Linked DNA regions of Mus musculus: region 2 is linked to region 1. The links are chromatin loops, found by intact Hi-C in ENCODE. Cell type or tissue: left cerebral cortex. All regions are shown on one strand.

The links. Hi-C counts contacts between places; a loop is a spot of excess contacts. Peaks named below come from ENCODE experiments on the same cell type or tissue, not always from the same donor. Only the 100,000 strongest peaks of a DNase experiment are listed, where the experiment ranks them.
Region 2: it touches region 1 in a loop (2.3-fold over the local background); 1 of 42 quality-filtered maps calls a loop at or near these places.

The regions. Positions count from the first base shown.
Region 1 is chr2:116,974,079-116,978,078 of GRCm38, forward strand. No RefSeq gene overlaps it. Among named protein-coding and RNA genes, the nearest start is that of Gm46758, 59 kb to the left of the region's middle. In left cerebral cortex, CTCF peaks have their summits at 1,705 and 2,368; DNase peaks (open chromatin) are centred at 1,142, 1,282, 1,829, 2,423 and 1 more place; H3K4me3 peaks cover 1,447 bases; H3K27ac peaks cover 2,848 bases.
Region 2 is chr2:117,229,039-117,233,038 of GRCm38, forward strand. No RefSeq gene overlaps it. Among named protein-coding and RNA genes, the nearest start is that of Gm25189, 17 kb to the right of the region's middle. In left cerebral cortex, a CTCF peak has its summit at 2,408 (motif pointing left); DNase peaks (open chromatin) are centred at 1,350 and 2,413; H3K4me3 peaks cover 538 bases; H3K27ac peaks cover 666 bases.

The sequences.
Region 1 (4,000 bases):
AGAAAAAATATCCTAATAGAAGTATAAGCCAAGCCCCAGGTAACAATCACCATGGAGACACTGGAGTAGCACATGAGCCGCAATGATGCTTACCACGCACAACCATGACTCTGACTGACCATCCTGTTTCCATGGCATGCTTAAAGAGTGAATGATGGACGGGGTACACTCCTCACTGACGTAAAACATGATTCATGTTAGCCAGAACCAACCAACCCCAAACTTGGAAAGAATGAGTCCCCCACCTGAGTGCCTGCTCTCCTCTGGGTCATTTCAGGAAACATTTGAGGCATGTTTGTGCTCTCAAAAATGTTCCCGAACCTTCCCTTCAAACTTCTCAACGTCTTCCTTGCCCAGGAACCACCTTGTGCTCACTACTTCTACTTCTCGTTTGGAATTATACAAAACAAACAAAACAGAGGATCGGACTTCATTCGCTCCTTCATTGAATGTATTTGCCTAGCATAAGTATTGTTAAGGACCTGCTCTGAACACAGAACCTTTCCCATACTTCTAAACAAAACAAAACAAACAAACAACCCCCCCCCCCCCAAAGAGATCATGATGCTCAAGGCAGCACACGCCTGAACTCCAGCACTTGGGAGGTAGAGGCAGGCCGATCCGGAATATACCACCATTCTTGGCCACAGAGGGAAATTCAAGAACCAAGTCTCAGAAACACAACAAACAAAGCAAAGCTACAACAAAAGAATCCTGTTCTCTAGGAAGCACCTGCTGGGGAAGAGACAGACTTAACTCCTAGAGGAAAGAAAGCACTATAAAATCAACTAGAGAACTCAATGAAATCTTTTTATATGGGTGTTACTGGGCCTTCAGTTCACACACTTGCCCCATGGGTATATATATAAGGTGCCCACCTCCAATTTAGAAGGAATTCCATCCTTCTTCACGGAATCAGTTCCTGAGCCTTAAGATTTTCCCCGGTAACAAATGAGAACCGCTGTACCCAGAGCGGCTTTGTGAGTTGCCCAGTCACCCACTTTTCTCCAGGGGGGAAGGAAGAAACTCAAGAGTCTCAAAATAGCCCGGTCCTAGTCCTTCAACAAGTGCAGGTTACATCACTTTACAGGGCTGGTTGTGACATCACTTCTAGACCTGAACGCGGCCCACCCCACCACTGAGAAAATGGAAAATGCTGAGCCGCAGCCTCAGGACTTTTTCATCTAGAGGCAATTTCTGTCTGCCTAAACCTGACTGCAGGGCAGGTGGGTGCAGAGCCCAGCAAAGAAGCCTTTGAAAGCAGGAACCCAGGCTCTGCAGGTCAGCTTGGAGCAAGTCCAAACTGGGTTCTAGCCCGCACACACCCCCGCCCCCTGGTGACAAGCAATCTGTTTATGGGGACACTTTTGTGAGGTTACAGAATCTCTGCAAGAGAGGGAGCGGGTTCTGGCCTGGTTTCTAGGTAACCCGCCACACCAAGGTGCACAAACACGATCGGACAGAGAAGAGGGGTAAAAAGAGAAGCTGGACGGCCAGGGCCCCCTCCCGGGCCGCCGTGAAACGCGCTTTAATTGCTTCAAAGAGCCCTTCTCAATGGGGTTTCAGAGGCGCGGGAGCGGGTCCCCAGCGAGGGCTCCTTTCCGGCTGGCCAGCATTCCTGGGCGCTGCGAGGGGAGAGCCCGCGGCTCATTTCCATGCCTGTCGCATACTGCCTCCGTTGTGCCGGGCCGGGCCGCGAGGGGAGCGCGGCTGGCAGCGAACAAAGCCCCATTCATCCCCGGGGACGGCTTCCTCCCGGACCAGCCGCGGCCGCAGATGGGCTGGCTCGGGCACGCCATCCATCTCCAGGCCGGGGAGCGCGGCCCCGCCCGCGCACAGAGCGGTGATGCAGGGCGCCCCCGGGCTGCCGGACCCAGGCCTCCACGGAGGGGGAGAGGCTGTGCGGGGACAGGCGAACACTGAGGCTTTTCAGTCGGGAAATCCCGTGTCCTCGCCGGCTCCTTGAGAGCGAGGATGTCAGTTTCCACCGCCCTCTTCCCCACTCCGGCCCCCCGGGATGGTACGGTCCGTCTTCCCTGGTTGTGAAGGGACTTTGTTTCTCCTCTGTGGCCTCTGCAGTCCCCACGAAAGGGTCACTTCCTGACTTTTGTGTCTCTTCAATTCAGTGCCTTCAAAGTTCCTCCCCTCTGGTTGTGACTAAGTACATAATTGCGAGGCTTATCCATAAGGTTTTCCAGAATTCAAACATCCCTCCAGGTTAGTCTGGGACTGTAGCTTTGCAATAAACATCTTTTGTGTGTGTGTGTGTGTGTGTGTGTGTGTGTGTGGTTTTTTTTTTTTTTTTTTTTTGTCTTGTTTTGTTTCCTTTCCCTCTCCCCTGCTGGCCTGCGGGGAAACGCACTTGTTCCACAACTGTTTGCAGACTCCATGCGCTTTTCCTTTGGTCCCACGTGTTAGACCCCCCCACCAAAGAAAGCTACAGAACTCTAACGTCAAACAGAAGTGAGGCTAGGTCACTTTTCCTTCACTCTGAGGAAGCCCCTCCAGGCTGAGTTTCACAGCCCAAGACAGAAACAGGCTCCAGACACATTCCTCCCGGGCGGATGCAACAGGGCATGGCAGGATCAAACAGCCACCAGACACTGGAGAGACTGGCTCCAATCTATCCATCTTCCAGATAAGAAACGATAAGATCTGAGAGGGGAAAGGATTTGTTCACCTCAGGCGGAAGCTGGTTCATCTCAGTAAAAGACAAAAACAAAACAAAACAAAACTCAAAAAACACAACAATTAAAAAAAAAAACCTTCAAGAAAAATTATTATTCACCAAGTCAATTTGCTTTTCTGCTTATACTAAAAGAGAGCTCTCCTCCAGTGCAAGGGAATTGCTCCTATGTTTCTTTTACTTCCTGCATTTTGAACACCACTGGCCTCTCTCCAAAACAGACCTCTTTCCTCTCGAGGGGAATGAAAACCTTCAAAATGTTCACAAGCAGATAGAGTGACTCTGCACTCGTTATTTCTGAAGGTATGGGGGTGGGGAGAGAAAATTCCAAGTGCTTTACACAGGGCCTCCCTAATTCCTCACAGTAGGCTCTGAACTGGATTCTATAGCTTCCTCCCTTTCACTGAAAAAAAAGGAAACAAAGCTGAGAGAGACTGAGATTAACATTTTCACATTTTCAGGGTCACACATAGGTTAAATGGCCAAAACTGACTCTGAGCTCTTCCAGGCAGAGACGTTGTTTACACAGCCACAGGGCAACAAACCCGGGTACCGGGAGGCTCTGGGCGGATACCAGGTTGCCGGTGAGAGAACACCTCATCCTACCCAGAGGGGTGAGCTGACAGAGGACTTGATTTACCCGGGAATGCTTCTTCCGGAATGCAAAGTGCTAAATTAATTACCACTCCCTAGGCTGCCTTAGCATTTTCTCTTCCAAGGAATGCTCTGGAAATAATAGTTCCTTGGTTTTCTGTCAGGGAAACCTTGAGTTCAAAGTTCAGGCCTACCATTTCCAAGATGGGAGAGGTTTGAAAAGTTATTTGACTCCTCATCTATTAATCAGAGGAAATAAAAGCCATTTTTGTTCTTGTGAGGATTTAAATGAGCCAGCCCATGTAAATGCTTACCTCCACGTTTTCTTCATTATCATTTATATCAAGTCAGGTAGACAGCATTAAGCTTAATTTAAAGCAAGATTTTCTTTATAACAAAGAGTTACTGCTCACCCATATATATATATATATATATATATATATATATATATATATATGTATATATATATATCCTGTATTCTCTGGAAACTCTACATGGTGTCTCTTCATTCATCCCACAGTGGTTGCCTCAAATGTCGCCAGTCATCATGGCAGAAGGGACAAGAGAACACTGGAAAGTAATTAGAGCAGTAATGAGTGGTCAGATGGAAATACAGAATGACGTCACCCCTCAAAGCTCTTAAGAACCAATTCATGCCCCAGTCACTAACCCCAATGACTATAAAGCCAGGACCTGTATGTAATCCTGCTTTGTCCCCAG
Region 2 (4,000 bases), 250 kb after region 1:
TCACATGTAAAATGCCCGGTTCTTGGCAGAACGGCTTCTCAGCATTTTGTGTTGTTAGAGAAGTAAGCAAAGCCTAACTGCTTATTCTGATGTAACTCTTACATGCTTTAATTACACAAGTGATACTCTCTCATTGTTAGAAATGTGGAAAATAGCTTACGATAATCTCCAAAATGAGCGTTGCCAGGAGATAGTATTCCCATCACTTCTAAACCCTCTAGTTCATATCTTTTAGCAGCACAGTTTTGCCTTCACACTTAGAATTCTAATGTGCCTGAGTTGGGTTATACATGGGGCACGGGGGCCCTCTGTTCCCCCTGACTATAACTTGCACACAGCACTCTCAGGTTCCTCTGTGGATCTCTCAGTGTCCTCTCTAATCGCAGATGCACCACCGACCGCACAGCGGCTTTGAGATATCCGGTACCTGGGAGTAGAACACCTGGTATTATGACATTGATGGGCTTTTTATTTCTCTGTAATTCAACCTTTTTAATTTTTAAACACCTTGTCGTGTGTGTGTGTGTGTGTGTGTGTGTGTGTGTGTGTGTGTTGCACACACATGCCAGGGCACTCGTGGAGGTCAGAGGACAGCTCTCAGGATTGATTCTCTCTGACCATGTGGGGTCCAGGGATTGAACTCAGGTCTTTGGTTTTGGTGGAAAGCTCCTTTACCCACTGAGCCATTTTGTTGTCCTCTGCTTTTATCTATTTAAGGATTTATCTTAAAAGAGCCCATTGGTTTGAGTCTCAAAAAGGTCTGAGAATATATATGCCCATGAATGTTAATGAAAGCCTCATGCAAATAACTTTTTCTTGAGAAGTGATACATTTTGAGGATCTGAGCAATATCCCATTCAAACGGAAACTTAGTAGTGAAATGGATTAAAATGGATTAAGTGTGAAATATTTAAGGACAAAAAGGCAGAAAACTATTGGTGTAGGATTTTCTCCCATTACTTTGAAGTTTGATGTTTAGCCTTGGTATAACCCTCACATGAACACACACACACACACACACACACACACACACACACACACACACACACACTGCTTGCTGGCATTTTGCTCCCTCACACATTCAGCTTGAAACTGAAATGTTACCTTATATCTGACATCTCTACATTACCATCACGAGGGAGTCAAATAACATTACACAACACTAAACTTAGAATCGATGTGGACGGCCACGGAGCTGAATTCTTAAAAAGATTACGCTTTGGTTATTCCAGTAGGCCATAAACATCGCTGAAGTGTTACATTTCTAACGTTTTTTATAGTTTTGCCTATTTTAAGATTGCTAGCAGGATTTTCCCCCCCAAATTAAGAACACAGAGCACATCCTTTCAAAATGAGCTCACTGCTTTGCAGAGACAGCCCGGTGGGTCACGTTCCCTCTGCACAAGCACGAGGACCTGCGTATGAATATCCAGTGTCTGCAACAAAAAGCCAGACACAGTGGCACGCCTGTAATCTCAGGACTCTGGGTCAGAGACAGGCAGATGCCCAGTGCTTCCTGGCCAGCCAGTCTAACCTAGTGAATTCCCAGTTCAGTGGAAGATAGGCTCTCATAAAATAAGGGCCAAAAAGATAGAGGAAGACTCTTAACATTGACCTCTAAGCCCGCCTGCACATATACACATACACAACAATAGTGTGATTACATCTTGGGGATACATCTACTTTTCTAGTGTGAACAGAGCTGGAGAGTTTATTGCGTGCGAGTTCACTTCTTGGGTTGAGTTTTCTGTGTGTTGGGCCCATTCCCAGTCGCAGGTTCTAAGCTAAGCACCTGTTAAACCCACAGAAAAGCCAGTCTTGTTTTTTGGACTGATAGACAGGCAGCTGATCTATCTCTGTCTTTCCTCAGCCCTTGACTGTCCTGAGGCAGAGTGAGGTTGTGGCTCTGCCTTCTGTCACGCGTCTCATTGCCCTGCCTTGGCATTTTTGTCCCCAGTGAATGTATTGCGTGCTTCATTTATCTCTTTTGTGACCACGACAGAATTTAGGATAGAGCTTAATGTCCAAGGTAAGACCTTTGCCCTGTCCAGTCATGGAACTCCTTTCAGTTACTGTGGTTTGTTTTCTTAATGTATGATTGCAGCAGTGTTCTCCCATAAATACACGGTTTTGAGAAGAAGCAGAATCCTATAGTTGAGTGGTGGCGCACCTCACAACCCCAGTACTTGGAATGCTGAGACAGGGGGATCAGCTGTAATTTTGAAATCAGCTACATATTGAGTGTCAGGGTGTCATAGCAAGACCCTGTCACAAACAAGCAGACAAATAGACGGACAGACGGACAAACGAGTTGAGAGGGCCAAAATTCAAGTGTAACAGGAAGCATTTGTTGAGCTTCCTTGAATAGTTTAGGACAGATCCCTCTGCGCCTCGGGGTTGTGGCGCCCCCTAGTGGCTTCACGGAGCTCCTTCTTCTAGGTTTCTAGCACCGCAGACTATTATATGATGGGCTTCTCCTCCTACCCGCTGGTTGCATCAGTTTGTCAGAGCAACCTCAGCATGTATTTGAAATCAGTGGGATTCGGAGTTTTCATTCCCTCTTCCACGGCTTTAAATGGAAACAGATCGCAAGGCAAGGAAACCATCGCTCACATCCTTTATTTCCCATGCTGGATGCTCGCTGTCGGAAGATGAATTCTTCCCATATTTTGAGGGAGAGCCCACAATGAGGTAAGGTGCACGGAGCTGTGGAAGAGGGCTTGACCAGGGCAGAGGTCTCCACAGATTCTTGTGAGGATGCCTCTGGGCTGATGCTCCACAGCCACAAGCAGCACAAGATCTCCACAGCCTCTTAACCTCTTGAAGCAACTTGACTCTAGACCGGGGAAGTGAACTCCTTCGATTTATACACAAACCTGCAGAGGGCTAGACACTCTTTTCTCGTTGTAGCTTATGTTTCAGCATAAAGTCTTATGCATAGTATGTGGTTAACAAACCCTAATTGACAAATTAATGACTAGGTTCTTGTGAATAGGTACCTCCCCCCCCCCCCAGCTCCAGTTTAATATGGAAAACCTTTCTCTTGGCTTAACTTTCCTCTAGCATCCCTGTATATGTGCAGGAAGAGTCCTTAGAGAGATAAAAAACTACACTGAATAACAGAGTATTAAGTTTTTTCACCCTTTCAAGGAGGAACAAACTGAATTCTTCAGGTAGATTGTAACTGTTTTGAGGACAACATTGTTTTAATTTCTTTTTTAAAACGATTTTATTTTTTCATTTCATATGTATACACAGTTTTATTCCTGTGTGTATGGGTACCATGTGTGTGCCTGGCCCTCAGAGAAGCCAGAAAAGGCATGTCAGATCCTCTAGGACTGAAGTTACAAACAGTTGTGAGTTGCTGTGTGGGTGCTGGAAACTGAACCCAGGTCCTTTGCAAGAGCATCAAGTGCTCTTAACCACTAAGCTAAGTCCCCAGCCCCTGTTTTAATGTCTGATGGGCTCCGAGGAGCAGCAGTGTTATGGGAGGCCAGGCTCATTCATTCTGGATCTTGTGGAGATCCTAGCACTCTGTGCTTCTGCGACCTGACTCTGCTGGCCCTGAGGAGATGGTGTCTACAGAAAGTCCTTGGGTACATCTAGCAGAAGCAATGAAAATGGGATTTAGCAGAGACCACACTAAGCTTGAAGTGCCTGCCAACTGCAATGACATAGAGTCATAGATGATCCTCAAGTTTTGGGATATTTAAATCTTTTGAGCTATTTTTTGTACTGTTGCTTTCAAAAATCTATAAAAGTTTAACTAGCAGGCTATGAATAAGTGCAACTAAGCTGTAGCCCAAGGCTCAATTCCCACTGAGAAAAAGAGATCCTCCCTTGTGCTACGCATTCCCTGAGCCTGAATGTTCCTGCACTGTGGCATCCTTTCAGCACCCTGTGACTGCCCCTGCACTGTGGGGTCCTCTCAGCATCCTGTCACTGCCCCTGCACTGTGGGGTCCTCTCAGCATCCTGTCACTGCCCCTGCACTGTGAGGT